Linked DNA regions of Homo sapiens: region 1 is linked to region 2. The links are chromatin loops, found by intact Hi-C in ENCODE. Cell type or tissue: dorsolateral prefrontal cortex. All regions are shown on one strand. Links, peaks and the distances in the headings refer to the core of each region. The heading gives the core; the rest is flanking DNA. Region 1 overlaps MIR3681HG (MIR3681 host gene). Region 2 overlaps MIR3681HG (MIR3681 host gene).

Evidence for each region. Peaks named below come from ENCODE experiments on the same cell type or tissue, not always from the same donor. Only the 100,000 strongest peaks of a DNase experiment are listed, where the experiment ranks them.
Region 1: it touches region 2 in a loop (2.4-fold over the local background); 2 of 110 quality-filtered maps call a loop at or near these places.

The regions. Positions count from the first base shown.
Region 1 is chr2:12,413,296-12,421,822 of GRCh38, reverse strand. All of the region lies in intron 4 of MIR3681HG (MIR3681 host gene), which reads right to left. Among named protein-coding and RNA genes, the nearest start is that of MIR3681, 220 kb to the right of the region's middle. In dorsolateral prefrontal cortex, for the core only: a CTCF peak has its summit at 5,071 (motif pointing left); a DNase peak (open chromatin) is centred at 5,025.
Region 2 is chr2:12,162,675-12,171,201 of GRCh38, reverse strand. MIR3681HG (MIR3681 host gene) reads right to left here. Exons shown (of 6, transcript NR_110196.1): 3 at 4,347-4,464. Among named protein-coding and RNA genes, the nearest start is that of MIR3681, 32 kb to the left of the region's middle. RefSeq lists an enhancer at 7,384-7,885. In dorsolateral prefrontal cortex, for the core only: a CTCF peak has its summit at 3,490; a DNase peak (open chromatin) is centred at 3,481; H3K27ac peaks cover 1,223 bases.

The DNA.
Region 1 (8,527 bases), core at 2,388-7,387, 250 kb before region 2:
TAATCCTAGCACTTTGGGAGGCCGAGGCGGGTGGATCACCTGAGGTCGGGAGTTCGAGACCAGCCTGACCAACATGGAGAAACCTTGTCTCTACTAAAAATACAAAGTTAGCTGGGCGTGGTAGCACATGCCTGCAATCCCAGCTACTCGGGAGGCTGAGGCAGGAGAATCGCTTGAACCCGGGAGGCGGAGATTGCGGTAAGCCGAGATGGCACCATTGCACTCCAGCCTGGGCGACAATGGCAAAACTCCATCTCAAAAAATAAAAATAAATAAAGAAATAAAGAAACAGATCTAAATATCTAGTAGAGCTACATTGGTCAATAAGGTAGCAACTAGTCACACGTGGCTGTTTAAATGGAAACGAATTAAAAGTGAATTAAAAGTTAGAAATTTAGTTTCTCAGTCACATTAGCCTCATTTTAATTGTTCGATAGTCACATGTGGCTAGTTGCTGGCAGGTTTGACAGAGCAGATGTAGAACATTCCCATCATCGCAAACAGAAAAGCTCCAGATGTGTTTCTTAGCATCTGGATGTTTTGCACCATAAAATGAAGGCATCAGAATGAGTGATGGCAGTTTTCACTCTTCCTTGGGTCATGTGACACACTGATTGAATTGATTTAGGCTAAGTTGACTCTGCTGGGCTCTGTGTTTTCTTTCTTTCATAATGATTTAACAGGTCTGTTACCAACAGGAACTATTAGAGTGTGTTTTAGCCACGTTGTGCTATTAGTTATTCAGATTCTGAGATTTCTCAGTCCATAGACAGTAGAAACAGTTTAGGCAAAGGGACGGATGAATGAATTGTTTGGGTGAGTTCAGGGATACACAGTTTAGAATGATGGAGATGCAGGGTCTGTGCAGGATAGTGCTTACGTAGTGAGCAATGGAAAGAAAGTCACTCAGCTATAAACTCCTTGAGGTTGGCAGCTACAGCTGATAGATATTTATATTCTCACTACTTAGCATAATACATACTAGACTCTTCATATATGTGTGTTGTTGTTGTTAAATTAATTAAGCAACCAACCACCTAACACATCAGCCAACCAAGTAATAAATGACAGATAAACAAGGGCCAGATGCAAAGCTATTCTTTAGTAATAAATAAACCCCAAATTCCAGGGATTTTCTACTACAAAAGTCTGCTTGTTTATTTAATTGTACTGTCTAAAATAGGTCAGGGTAGAGATCATGTTCTACATGGCCATTCAGGGACCCGGGCTGTTGCATGATCTGCCAACTCTTAGATACAACATCCTGACAAGTAGCCTGCAAGGTTACCAAGGTAAAGGAGAAATGGAGGCAGTATACTGGTTCTCAGCTCTCTCAGCCCAGAAGTGATGGGAGTCACTTCTACTCAACGTTCGTTGGCAATAACGCCATTCCCTGCAAGGGAGACTCGGAAATGACAGGGAACAACAAAGTTTGGTTAGCACTGTGTCTATCACACTAGATCACACAGGAACAGGACAAGAGGCTTCAACTTGACCCACTAGTGGCTTTCCAGCTATTTTGTTAAACAACAGAATCCATTCTTCAAATTAAATATAATACACAAATAAAGCAGAAATAGAGCTTTTCTGGTTGAAATGGGGGCACAGAGAGAAAGATCCACAACCTGCTTACTCAACGAACCCTCCCACACCATCTCTGTACCTTACACATTCCTCCAAGGAATCCAGAACTCCTCAAAGCACAGAGCTAGGACCACTACCATAAACTATCCATTGGCCCTGGAGACTGTAAGCAGGAAAGTAACACAACCACAGTTTCCCTTTACAAAGATAACCTTGCCACAGTTGTGTGAGGGTGGCAGGAAGCGGTGGATTGGACTGTAGGCATACAGTACATGTGTCAAGATGAGAGGCTGGAACAGGTTCCCAGGCTGCTGGGGTCATTCCAGATGAGAGGATGAAGGCCTGAACCATGTCACAATGGGACTCAGTGGTATGCCTTCCCAATTTCTTCTAGTTCAGAATTCTGACTGTTTCTCAGTCTGATCTAGCTTCGCCTTTATATAGGTTGAAGTTATTCCAACTTTCCTTGTAATACTGACCTAGGCCTATTACAGGAGTTCGCAAATTGTTTCTACAAAGGGCCAGGAAGTACATATTCCAGGCTTGCAAACCATTTGGTGTCTACAGAAACTACTCCACTCTGCTGTTGCAGAGCAAAAGCCAGCTGTATGACAATATGCAAACAAATGGGCATGGCTGTGTTCCAATAAAACTTTATTTATCAACACTGAAATTTGAATTTCATGTAATTCCCACGTCATGAAACCTTATTTTTTAAAAAATTTGTTTTCAGTCATTTAAAACCATGAAAAAACAGTCTTGGCTAATAGTCTAGCCTTAGCTAATAGGTCATATAAAGGCAGGCTATGGGCCAGATTTGGCCTGTGGTGAGTATTATGCTGACCTCTGGTCTATTATGTTGAGTGATTATATCTATTATTAGGAATAGGATTTATATTCATAGAGATGGTTTTCTTTTTCTTTTCTATTTTAAAATGGCATACATTATAATGAAATGAAAATAAAGGTATGAAACTAATGCTTTCCATAGAACATAGAATTCAGAGTTTAAAAAAAAAACAGAAACAAACAAATCTCTGGAAATTATTGCCAGTCAATGATTTAGTCAATGTGAGTGTATTTTAATTTTATACCACCCCCCAGCACAGTTTAGAGCAAAGTCACACAATTAAAATAAATAAAGCAATATAAAACAAGGCTGGAAGGCCCTTCTGTTCCTGGATTCCTTCTTGCCTCTGTGATAGAAACCCAGAAATAAAGATGCTCTTCCTCAGGGCACCACCCGCTAAGGAGGCCACCAGTTAATGTGCGAATTACCAGAATCATCAAACTGATAGAAAATTTGGCCTTCTGAAGGCAAAGAAAACAATTTTGTGAAATGTTCCCTTCCCAGAAGTCATCCTATCCCTTAAATTACACTGAACAAACATACCAACTAAAGCACCTGATGAAATTATTTGCTCTTAAAACATTTTCTTCCCCATTTTTAAAGTAATGCAGGCTTATTTTAAATAATCTGTAAAGTGACCTAAAGGTACAATGATGAGAGTAAATGTCACCCCAAATCTCAGAACCCAGAGACAACCATGTAAACCAGAGGGCATTTCTTTAACATGATGAGTATCATTCTGAATCTACATATTTTCAGCCTGTTATTTTTGTTGTTGCTATTGTTGTTTGTTTGTTTGAGATGGAGGTTCCCTGTTGTTGCCCAGGCTGGAGTGTAATGGTGCAATCTCGGATCGCTGCAACCTCCGCCTCCCAGGTTCAAGTGATTCTCCTGTCTCAGCCTCCTAGGTAGCTGGGACTACAGGTGCACACCACCATGCCTGGCAATTTTTTTTTTTTTTTTTTGTATTTTTAGTTAGTTAGAGACGGGGCTTCACCATGTTGGCCAGGGTGGCCTCAAACTCCTGATCTCAGGTGATCTGCCCACCTCAGCCTCCCAAAGTGCTGGGATCACAGCAGTGAGCCACACAATGTTTGGCCTGTTTTGTTTTTTGTTTTTAACTCAGCATTATACTCTGAACATTTTCCCACATCATTAAAGAGCCCTTGGACTTTTTTTTCATTGACCACATAATTTTGAACAGATATATTTTTATTTAATTAACTGATGTAATGGAAATGACCTTTCATTAAGGATCATGCTTTCAGCCAACAAATATTTGCTGCACGTCTGCTTGATGCCAGACACTGGCTTAGACACCAAGGGCTGACATGAGCACATGGTCTCTGTTCTCATGGAGCTGACATCATAAGCATCTTTTATGTGTAAACCCCACGCTAGATCCCTGTGGTGCTGAAATGAATAAAGCCCAGTCTCTGCTCCCTGGGAACTCTCGGTTAGGGAGGGAGACAGGCAGTTGAACCTACAACAATTACCCGACATTGTGATATGAAGAATGAGGCCCTGCACGTACAAAGATGGAGGGAATGCATCTATGGGGGAGGGGCAGGAGGGAGGGCAGAACCTCTGCAGAACAAACGCTTAGTTTTAACATCATTATTTCGACAGATGTTGGTTCTAGTCCAAAGTATCTATACACCGACCATGCTGTGACTAATTAATGTCACTCTGCCCAAGTGAGTCTGGCCTAGTTAGTCACTTAAAGAGAACTTAGCATTGACGACTTACTGAGTTACCAGAGCAATGAAGATACAGATTCTCCCATCAGAAGACATAGGGAAGTAGCAGCATTGTCCAGTGGAAAATACTTTCGGTCAGGATCTAACTGCCTTAAACCCTGGTCTCAGTCCAGCCCCTGACCTGCTCTAGGAAGTGTCCAGGAGAATTGTCATAGCTAATCCCCATAGCACCTTCCTCACAGTGGAGGTAATGGCATCCATAATCCCTAAGATACAGCCAATGTTTTCTATGGTCAGTCATGTCGGCAGATCAGGCTCTCCTCCGGAGAAGGTGCCGGCTCTGCCTAGGACAGAAGAGATTCTCTCTAACTGTGTGTTTAATTAATTAGCATAATCTTCACCCAGATCCCTGTCTGTAAATTTCTTTATTATTATTATTGCTGCTGTTGTCATACGATATATGTTCTCAGTGCAATCTCGGTTTTCATTAACCCAGTACACTGGTTCCACACTCTGCCAATTGCCAACACAGAGGACGTCCTAACCCACATGGCTGTTAACTCATGTCTCTTTCATTGTGTATTTTTCTGGCTAAGTTTTTGGACCCAAAAACAGTCAGTTTTGCTGTAACATTTGTTTTGAAACTCTGCACTTCTTTCGGTGTAATCAGTATATTAGGAAACAGTTTGAGCACAATGTAAATATATCTTTGCAATGAATTATTTCATCTGCTAGAAACTGCATACGGCTGACCCCGGGGTTCCTAGGAATATGCAAAACACACACACACCTCCATGCCTCTACCGGCTACCGCAGATCACTGGGTGTGTTATGAGCCACACCCATTCACATCTGGTTTTAGAACTTTCTCTCTGATTTCTGATCAACCCCAGTCTCCACTTCACAGGGACTCCCAAGCTGCCCCCTGCTGGCACCCACTTCCACAAGCAAACTCCAGGTCTTCTGCAAGGAAAATGCCATGTTTATTCTGGTATCTAAGTATATCTTAACCATTTAACACGCGCACAACTCCACTACTGTTTTTATTAGATGACTTTCTTTGTGATTGTGTGTCATTGATCAAGTTTTTTAGTGTTGTAACCCCATTTTTTCCATAAGTCTTGTGTTTTTTCTGGCATACTTTCCCGCAGTGCTGTAATTTATAGAAACACATATGTTGTGTTAGAGCAGACCTTACCGTAGAGGACTTTGTGTTCTCCCCTTACTATTTTATCTTGCTGGACTTGCCATTGAGATCGATCATGCTATTTTTATAACGTTGGATCAAGTGTTCCAAACAAGTGTTTTATTCTAATTTTACAGGTGAATTATCTGAGGCTTAAGGACAGTAAAGTCTAGCTTAACTCTTCATGAGTGAGTGGTACAATAAGATGATAATTACCTTGTGTTTCTTGATCCAGGGGAAGCAGCATGTTGCTGTATAAAGAGGGTGGTCTTTGGATGGGGCACATCTAGATTTGAATTTCAGCTTCATAAAATCTTTCAATGTGAGTGCCTTCAGTAAACTACTCAGATCTCCAAACCTCATTCTCCTTGAGTATAAACATCAGGAAGTTGACATTCACTTCTGAGAAGTACTCTGGAAATTAAGCCACAAAATGTAAGGAAAATGTGAATCTAATGCCTTGGGCAAGGCAGACATATTTGCTCTTTCCTCTTTCCTTTGTATAATAATACCAGATTGCATAATTCAGGGTTATCCAGAGAAACAGAACCAATAGAAGGCACATATGTATGTGTGTATATATACATATACATACACACACACACATATATACACACACACATACACACACATATATGTGTGTGTGTATGTGTATATACGTATGAATACACACATTCATTATATATATGTGTCTATATATATGTATGTATACACACAGACATGTCATATTTATAATGGGAATTGGTTCACACAATTATGAAGGCCAAGAAGTCCCACCATCTGCCATCTGCAAGCTGGAGAACCAAGAAAGATGGTGATGTAATTTAGTTCAGATAAGAAGGCCGAGAACCAGAAGTGCCAAAGTCTGAGGATGGGAAGAGATGACTGTCCCAACTCACACACAGTGAACTGACCTTTCTTCTGCCTTTTTGTTTTGTTAAGGTCCTCAACACGTTAGCTGGTACCAACCTACACTGGTGAGAGTGGGTCTTCTTCACTCAGTCTACTGATTCAAATGCTGACCTCTTCTGGAAATACCCTCACAGACACACCCAGCAGTAATGTTTTACCTGCCCAGCTATCTGGGCAGTTCTTAGCCCAGTCAAGTTGACACATTAAAATTAACACACAGGTAAATGTTATTGGGCACTTATTTTAACATAAGTGCCTACTAGCTTATTGGGCACTGAAGAAACTGTTCTAAGCACTTCTGTATATTAACTAATTTAACCTTGATAACAACCCTATTCAGAAGAGTTCATTAGTATTCGTTTTTCACAGATGAGTAAATGCATGCACAGAAAGGTCAGGTGATTTGCTTAAGGTCAAGTAGCTAGTGTGCCAGTTATTAAGTTATGGACTCTCAGCTCTAAACCCACCCTTCTGTACGCTGCTTTGTGGAGCTGGGGACGAGGTTCAGAAAAGCACATTTTTGCCTTGCCAACTGGATTCCCATTATGCTCTACAAGGCTGGAGGGACGTGGCCCTTTCTGTTTGTTGCTTGCCTCACTTTCCATGCATGTGCTATTCCCCCATTAATGCTTGTTCTCCCTGCCAGGAGCAATTTTTTCCAGCTGCAGTAGCTGAACCCACTTTACAGTTTTTTTCACCACTTGCAGGACAAGCTCAATCGTATGCCCCCAAAGCAACACCAGCCGGCCAGCCGTCTTCTCAGAGGTCTCTGTTTTTGTTCCAAGGGGCCCTCTACTAAGGTTCAAAGATTTAACCAACTCACACTCATTTTGTTCCCTCAGTCGTAGGGGCTGTCATGTGTCCTGCAGTTGCTACCTCTGTGATACCTTTGAGATTTCTTCTTACACTTTCAGTTACCTAATTAACAACTTTATACCTCTTTAACAATAATTCCTATTAAATTCTCTCTGATGATTGAAATAGTCTGTGGGCTCTGCATCTTGGCGGCCCCCTGACCAATGCATCTGGGAAGAGGCAGAAACAGAACACTATACCAGCAGCTGTGTGCAGGAGTAGACCATTATTATATACAGCCTCTCAGCTATTATTACATAATTACATATCCATACACAGCAGCTATTATCTTTGTGTGTCTGTTTGATTGATTTTTTTGACACAGGGTCTCACTCTATCACCCCGGCTGTAGTGCAGTGGCAAGATCATGGCTCCCTGCAGCCTTGACCTCCCAGGATCGGGTAATCCTCTCACCTCAGCCTCTCAAGTAGCTAAGACTAGAGGTATGTGCCACCATACCCAGCTAATTGCAGTAGTTATTATCTTTAGTACAAACTGACTTATGACGTAGCTGGCCAATGTTGTACTGTCAGCTCTGATGTTCTAGAGTTACAAGAAGCTAAGTACTTCAAACTTCCATGGGACCTGACTTCTAGGGACCAGTGGAAACTGACCACTAGCCTCTTCTTGTGGCCCACTGACCACTAAACGAAAGAGAAAAGAGGCAAGGAAAGCTAATAGACAGAAGATGTCCATATTTGACCCACTGAAGTTTTCTCTGGAATTCTGCACTTCCACATAGAGTAAAGGACAGAGTATTCTCCCTGGAATCTGCTAGTCCATAGCCTTGTAGAATGTCTGAGTTGGAAAGGACCCCAGAAAGCACTCAATTCAAAGCTCCCATTTTAAAAATGAGTACATTGAGGCCCAAAGAAAAGGGCTAGCCCCAAATCACACAGTGAGTTAGTGCTGGTGCCCAGACCAGAACACAGGTCTCCTGATTCCTGATCTTTCCATGGGTAAGCTTCTATGCTTTTCCTAGAGATCATGGTCACTTCTCTGAAATCTGACCTCTGCAGATAAGAATTCCCTTGCTTCTCCCTCATTCCTGTTCCTAGAAACCTGGAGAAATGGGAGTAGGAGAGGTTTTTTCCTCTGGTCTCATTCTTTATGGCTTCTGCCTCCTCTCAGGGCTGTAAGGTAACGACGATGAAGTGAGTGAGTGAGTTTGGCAAGGGCAGGGTGCGATCCCATCTTTACTTACAATGTTGATATTTTCTTCACCATTGGATATTTTTACAAAAATTCTGATTTTTAAAATATTGCACTAAAATATTATTTATCAGGACCGCTGAGTGTTTTGGTGCCTCTTTATATTTTGCTCCCCTGGTGAGTGCCTTTCTGGTCACCTCCTTGACCTGTCCCACCCTCCGTTCCTGCCCTTTGACTACATCCCCAGTCAGGTCAGTTTTTGCCACTTTGTAACCATTTTCTGACGCA
Region 2 (8,527 bases), core at 1,571-6,570:
AATTCAACCTCTTTTCCTCATAAACTACCCAGTGTCTAGTATGTCTAGATTCCATATGTCTAATCTAATACAGATTAGAGCAGTGTGAGAACAGACTAATACAGGAGCCCTTGAATTTATAACCAGTTGGATAGAAGTGCAATGGCCTGGAGACCCCCATAGTGTGGCTGGCATCTGGTCAGGGCAGTCTTGTGGAGGCCTAAGCCTTTGACATGTAGAGTCCTGCGCTAACTCCAGGTAGTTGGATCAGCATTGAATTGCAATCCACCCAGTTGGCATGGAAACAGGACGGAACCCTACTCCAAGCTCTAGATGTAGGAACAGTATTCTCAGCAGGTCAGGGGTCCCTCCTTTGTGTACCACTGTGCCCTGCCTGACTTCTACCTTAGTGCCTCTGATGTGCTTGGGAATTCATTTGTTTGAATGAATGTCTCTCCCACAAGACCCAGGCTTCTCATGGGAAAGGACCAGAGAGCGCTCAGGTCTCATGGAAGTTAAAGTCTTTTGAGGGAGTGTTTACGTTTAAGTGTTACATATAAGTGTTTTACAAAATCCTAAGACCGTGTGCCACATCACCAAGGCCCCTCTGCCTTGGAAGAGGCCAGGAGCGTGGTGAGGTACCCTGAAGCTCAAGCACCACTGGCCTCACGGCAAACCTGCTGTGTCCAGGCCCACATCTCATCCTCCCTGGCATCCGGCTCGCAGAAGACATTCTGAGCCCGTGTACCAATGAATGAAAGATTAAGTAATTCATCCACAAACACAGATCCAAGTAGGAGTAAGGCATTTCTTAACCTTAGACTTAAAAGATGATTTGATTCCTTCTGTTTAGATAACAAGGGCTTTTTTTTCCTTTGAGGTCTGACCTCACTTACTATTTTTGCCTGAGTCCCTGCAGTGGGACTGGGACGGACACACAGGCTGTGATGACAGGGTCTAAACACACAGGAGCCGGGGAAGCTGGTCATCTGGTCTTTGCAACCAGTTTAGAAAAATCCCCCAAGAAATTTGTGTTTCATTTCAAAGTTAAACCACTAAAGAATCAAAGAAGGGAGCTGAAATGCAAATTTAGGGCTCATTTTAACTTTAGGAGGATTTAAGGTCTTTGTCTCAGTGCCAAAAGCTTTCTCTTTGTGGAGAATCCAAGTCATTAGGTTGCCCTGGCATTTGCTGGGGTTTACAATAAAATAGTTAGAGGCTTTTTCACAGTCACCCAGCATTAGGAGACGTGTTGTGTGGCACGTCATGCCTCTCATACCACAAGGAATTCTGGAACCACTCCTCCCCTTCCTTCCTGCTGTCACTGCCCTGGTTTGGCCTCAGAAGCGGGTCTGAGATGAACAAAGAGGCACTGGATGTGAGATCACACCGACCTAAGTCCCTCTCTGACTGGCCCTGACGTACCAGCTGCGTCATTGAAACTTCTCTGAGCCTCTATTTATTTATAAGATCCCAGCATTCAGTAGCTGCCACCATCTTGGCATCTTCCCATACCCTGGGTACAATTTCAAGCTCCTTTTGTATGAAACAGGAATCCCAATTTTTCATCTCAGGTAGCTGAAGAGTGACATCTGAAGTGTCACTTAGAATCACTACCCTGGCTTCTATCTTCAGCTGCAGAGAAGACTGTGCTACCAAGAGGATAAATATGAAAGGGTCTCTCTCACCAGCCTGAAAACAGCCGGAAGGTACAGTCATGTGCCATGAAGGGCTCAATGGAGGTGGCTGGGTCATGCCAGGGTATGCAATTAGGAGCTGGAAACCATACAAAGATAAACTGAACAGGTCAGATGGTAAAATCAAGAGATGATGTACGAGATAGGAAACTATCTTCTGGTAGTCTCATGCCTCCCTAGGGAAGCATGAGACCTGTTTCGCCTCTAGGGAACCAGCAACTCATTACTGAATCACTAAAATGTTGTTGACGAACTCCTCAAGCCCCAGAAGGAAATGAGCTTATGTCCTTGCCCGTGTCTCCCTTTCATGCCTCTGAACCTCCTCCCCAGGCAGTTGATGAAATGGTCATTTGTACAGGGGTCACTGTGAGTTCAGAGCAGCCTGCAGTTCTCCAATTCACAGCAATAAGAGCTGGATGTGTTTCAATTAGGTTCACAAGACTATGAAGTCATCCTGGATCCCAATCAGCTGATTAAAAATAATCACATTGCATTTTCAGAGAACTTGAGTATTTTGAGGATAGGAAAGAGTCTAATTATTTTTCTATATGATTGCCTCATTCTAACTATTCCACAGTGGCAATGGAAACTAATGTTTTCCAGCACCTCCCATTGACTAGGCCCCTTGCTAGTTGTTTTTCCTGTGTTACTTCCTCTTATCCTGACATCAAACCTTGAAGGCAGAATCATCATCTCCATTTTAGAGATAAAGAGACTGCAATTTAACATGCAAAGCTTAAGGTGACTTCCCTACACCTGTACAGTCAGGACAGTCTGGTTCTAATCTTGGAACTTAATCTGTTCAACTCCGAATCGGATCCAGCCAGGGCCTAAAGTTCACCTTCTTCTCTCTGGGCCCCCTGTGGCCTTCTTTCCTTCGGATCTGACTTTCCCAGAGACCACGTGAAGTGGTCAGGCAGAGCTCGTGCAGCTCCAGTCCAGGCTGAGAAGAGCACAGGCTGAGTAGTGGCTGTCATCATGTTCAGGCTAGGCTGGTTCAGCTTGATCAATGTCAACAGGATTTCCAAAGTCAGAAGTGCCCTAGGCACCAGGTGAATTGACATGGTTCAGCTCTTCAGAAGATAGCTGTGCTCTCATTTTGCTCAGGGCCAGTATGCTGCTATTACTGCGTTAATTTCCTGCTGGCTCTATTTTCCTATCCACCTTGCAGTTTTAGAATATGTCCCTCAAAAGAAATAGACACAAGTGTTCTCAGATTCTCAGTAAAATCTCACCTTGGGGTTTCAGCTTTCCAGGATGGCGCCGCTCACACCATTCCTTCTCCTGGAATGCCTGTTCAGTCATCTGCTTTTCCACCTGACGTAGTCTTGTTCCTCAAGATGCTCCTTCCCCCAGAAAGCCTGAACTGATGTCCTTGGCTAGGTGTGACCTTTGTTTCTCTGACCTTTGACATCTGCCTCTCTGGTGGCACTTAGCGCAGTGCCTTGGGGCCTTGGTTTACTCTTGGGGGCTGGGGGCTCCTTCCTGTCTTTCTCCCTCATGTATCCCTCCGTTCCTTGAACATCCTGCCTGAGATAACACCTAAAGCAAGGGCTGTGCATGGAAAAAGACACACATTACACTCAATCGTTCCACTTCATGCAAGTCCCTTGGTTCTCTCACTCAGGATCTGCAACTGCCCGCCTCCCAGTGTGTTGTAAAGATGAATTTTGTTATGTGTCTGTATACCGTATGCACAATGACCACTCACTCCTGGCCAGTCACAGTGCCTAGAATACAGCAGGTCACTGTGCACAATGAGCCATTGTCTCCTCAGACAAGGACCCTGTTTCAGCCCTGCCAGTGGTCTCTGCTGCCCCCTGGGGCAGCCCTCTGAGGTCGTCAGGAGACGGTGCTAGACGGCCTGTGCAGGCAGGACCCAGGGCAGGCAGTTCACCCTCGGCTTTGGGTAGCTGAGAAGTTTATTTTCTCCCTAAATCAGGAGGCACTAGAGGGTGAGCCACACTAATCAAGCTCGTGGGTAACTGAAACAAAACAAAAGAGGTGCCTTACGCAAATTTCTCACCTTCTACTGAAGAACAGACTTCTAGCCTGAGATTCTCTGTGGACACTGTTGGACTGTCCTTCTCCCGATAGTGAGAAATGCACTAAGCATCAGGAGCATTCTTAGGAAGGCCAGAGCTACAGCAATGGGCTTGGAGTGACCCCATGGGTCAGTATCATCCAGAGATCGCTTATCACTAAGCCAACTTCTGTTGGCTCTGCAGGCAGCCTACTCTGGTGGGCATCTCCGGACCTTTTAACCAATGCTTACCAGTTTCCTAACATGCTTTATCAATTATCAATGTGACAATCCTCTGAGCAATTGTTGATTGCAGACATATTTTAATTTCTGAGATAAGAGATTTCCTTATGCTTCATTTTAAATGACTAATAATTAACAAATGACTGATATTCACAGATTGTTTTCCTATTCATAAAATGCTTTCACAGACATTGCATTTAACTGTCCTACCATGCTGTGACGAGGGGAATATTGTTCCATTTAACAGATAAAGAAATTAAAGCCAGTGGCCTGCATTCACTCCAAAGCCACTAGCTCAGGAAGAATAAAACCAGGTTTCAAGTCCAAGTCCTTTGACTCCAAATACTGTGTTCTTTCTATTAATTATATTTATAAAATACATCTTTGTTTTCATAGTGCTTTACCTGGTTCTCCAACAACCCTGAGGTGTTGCATCCTGTCTGTTTCAGCGTGTGAGCTCCAGGAGAGAGCAGACGCTCCATGAAGCAGGGCTCTGTCTGTCTGTTGATTGCTCTAGGGGTTCTGAAAATAAGAATTGCTTAATAAATGTTTTATGAATAAAAGGGTGAAAAGTACAGAGAGATAAATTACATGTCCCAAACTGCAGAGCTAATAGGAGCTAAAGTTCGGAATTGAGCCCTCTTTTTCTGTGTGGGTGTTTTGATTTTGGTCTTTTTGAGACAGGGTCTCTGTCACCCAGGCTGGAGTGCAGACGGACGTGTGATGGTTAACACTGAGTGTCAACTTGATTGGATTGAAGGATACAAAGTATTGATCCTGGGTGTGTCTGTGAGGATGTTGCCCAAAGAGATTAACATTGGAGTTAGTGGTCTGGGAAAGGCAGATCCAACCTTAACCTGGGTGAGCACAATCGAATCAGCTGCCAGTGAGGCTAGAATATAAGCAGGCAGAAAAATGTGAAAAGAGAGACTGGCCTAGCCTCCTAGCCTACATCTTTCTCCCCTGCTGGATGCTTCCTGCCCTCAAACATTGGACTCCAAGTTCTTCAGTTTTGGAGCTTCGACTGGCTCTCCTTGCTCCTCAGCCTGCAGACGGCCTATCGTGGGACCTTGTGATCGTGTGAGTTAATACCTAATAAACTCCCCTTTACATATCTATCCCATTAGTTCTTCCCTCTAGAGAACCCTAATACAGGTAGTGTCATCACAGCACACTACAGCCTTGACCTCCCACGCTCAAGCAATCTTCCTGCCTCAGCCTCAGCCTCCCAAGTAGCTGGGACTATAGGCACATGCCACCAAGTGTAACTAATATTCTTTTCTTTTCTTTTTTTTTTTTTGGAAAGATAGAGTCTATATTATGCTTCCCAGGCTGGTGTTGAACCCCTGAACTCAAGCGATCTTCCCACTTCTGCCTCCCAAAGTGCTGGGGTTACAGGTGTGAGCCACCCTGCCTGGTTGACCTTGATTTCTTGATCTAAGTCTAATTACATTCCCAAATCAACATTCTGCCATATAAATGGAATACTAGATCATTTCCCCTATTATTGGAAGCAACACTCAGCTTTACATATTATCTCAAGGGAAAAAAGTCAGGAAATTAAAGCTGATTGCTTTCATGTGCACCATATCCAGTAATTCCCAAGTCACCCCAAAGGAAGAGAGTATCCTTTTTGTACAGACAACTAAATAAAATCTTACAGAAGTCATATAACTTGTCCAAAATCACAATGGAGGAACACACGTGTGTCAGGATACCTGATTGAAATAATATTCATGACAGCTACTGCGGTGAACAAGCTGAGAGGAAAATGTGCAAGGGACTAGAACACTACTGTGTTTTGTGCCAGTGCTCACCTGTAGGTGACTTTGCTTCCTTCATTTAAAAAAAAAATTATTAACAGATTAGGTAGTAGGACTAGCCACCACTAAGCTATTAGAGAAGCATGACTAATGTGCAATGATGGAAAAGATGGTGTGTAGCAAAAGTTTCAGAGTACCATGATAATTCAAGGAAAGGAGAATTCCCGAAGATGTGCAATCGTTAGGGAAGGCTTTGTAGAGACCATGAGATTCAAGGTCACCAAATTGGAATAATGAAAAGCTTCTTCTTCTACCACTTACTGCCCGTGACATGAATAAATAACTTAACCTCACTTATCCCCAGCAAAATGGGGATGATTAGAGTCTGCCTTATATAGCAGCCTGCCTTACAGTAGAATAAATGAGATGATCTTAGAGAGCACTCAGCTTTGTACCAAGCACACCATCAGGACTCAATCCATGCTATCTATAAGAATAATCACAGCAAGCACCACATCAATAGCATCCAGGTTCAGAGCCGAAGCTCTTTCTCCCACCTCTATTTCAAAAAAAATACCCAGGGATCTTATGAGTCCTTTCTTAACCACTTCAGAGAGGAGTGAACAGCCTCCTCCTCCGCATTGCTGTTACCCGTGTTGGTGTTAGGTTCTCTTCTGATACCTGCATATGGGCCTCTGCCCCATCCGAGGTCTTCCTGCTTGTCTCATACATCTCTCCATCCTCAGTGCCAGTGCAGGGTCTGGCACATGTTAAATACTCAGTGGATGGTTGGCAAATACGCTAGGGATTTAGAGATAGGAAATGGACCTTAATTTTACAGAATTCACAGTGTAAATTTCAGATTATCCAAATAGCGATTTAGTCTATAAATATTCAGGGAGCACCTACCAAAGTACTAGCCCAGGTGCTCATATTCTGGAGCTAAAATTCTGTTTGCTTTCTCAGAAAAAGAGTCTTAGCCAGTGGAAGGACCAGACAAATAAACCAATAATTGCATCACATTACAGAGCTTTGAGCCCTCCAGATACCCCAGTCTCCTGACAAACAGAGGAATCCAAATGATGGCCAAACCCTTAGGCCATCATTACATGAACCATTTCATCTATTTTCTAAAGCTGCCATCATTCTGCACAAGGAGAACAGAATTGTTATTGAATATGACTGTGGCTAAGTCTCAGCTGGGGCAAAGGAAGACCTAGAAAAGCAAGAGTGACCCAGCCTCCACGGGAGTAACAGCAATGTCACAGGCCCATGTTAGCATGTGTGAGCGCAGGCATGTCAGGAGCTAAGCTGAGATCCAGGAGCAAGAGAAGGCCAAAGCCCCAGGGAGGTATCAGTGGGGGGCGAGCTCTTGAGAATGAGCGTGCAAGCTTTAGTGTAGCAAGAAGCTAGGGCCCAGTAGAGAAAGGGGAGTAGAAATAACCTCAACAGCTTTCTGCCTCTGCGCCTCTGGCTTGGCCAGCTCGGTGCCCAGGACCACCTGCCACACAGCAGGTTGCCGTGAGCCAGAGCATCCTAAATGAGGCGAAGTCTAAAGAACATGTTTTTGCAATTCTGAGATCGGTCGGGGACAGGGTGTTTCCGGTATTGAGCGGTTCAGACAGTGGAAGGCTGGCCGGGGGATAAAAGGAGAGATGTGTCACAAGAGAGGAGAGCACAGCACGATGGGGGGCAGCAAGGATGGACCCAGCTACTGCATGGCTGGAGGTGGCCGAGGGCAGGCAGGAGATGCAGTGGAGGAGGGACTGAAACTGAGAGGAAGGGGAATGAAGGAGGGGAAAGAGAATCTCCTACAGGAAAATGGGAACCAGATGATCCAAGCCCCTGGGGTACAAGCAAACATGGTCTATGACATGCAGGTAGGCAGCCCCCCACTGCAGTGTGGGGCCGTGAAGGGCACAGTGGAGACCAGACCAGGATAGCCCCAAGCCTGGGGGTGGGTCGCGTGCTCGCTGCCAATATTGGAATTCGTCCTGTGGGCTGTGAGCGTCCTAGCATTGATCACAACATTACAGAGAGTTTCCTTTCATCGCGTGAACCGTTGCCTTTCTTCCCTTTCCCCAAGAATGTAAGTGCTATGAGAGTTTTGACCAAACCTGACACATAGCACGTTTTTAATAAAATTTGCTAAATGAATATGTGCTACATGCTTAGCAATGTATCCAGTGTATAAATGTCAGCTATTATGAGCTATTCTTTCAAATATAGTAACCTGTTATTTATGTTTTTCAATGCCCGGTTGGTCTGTTTTTGGAAGAGAGGGTAATCGTGAATACGTGACTGTTACCTCACCATTCCACCTCTGATTTACTTTCCAGTGATTTTCATGAATGCCCTCCCCCTTCTTCCCTCTCCCCCACCCCATGCCACCACCCCCATTAATTCCTTCGGGACAAGAACTAATCCTTTGACTGAGTTCACGCCAACAGGAGAACCCCTGAACCAGGGCATGTGAGGATAACGAATCCATGGAGAGTCAACAGAAATATTTATCCCAAGTTTCCTGCATGTCAGGCTATGACAGCTTGCCTTCTGTCTCAAACACTATGTTCATGGCAATAAATCTGCTAAACTCCTCCACCAACCTGCTCTCTCTTCCCAAGGCAGAGAAGCTGTGAAGAATGGGTGTTCTGTCTTAGAAAAACAAAATTACACTACTCCCCAGGGTGCATTTGAAGTGCACCTTGCTAGAAAATTACGCCTTTGAAAACTTTGTCTAATTATACCTTAGTTGACAAAATTAGGCGCTGACCCCAAAGTGCTGCAATAGCTGCAGTTGTATAAATGGTGGGTTGGGACGT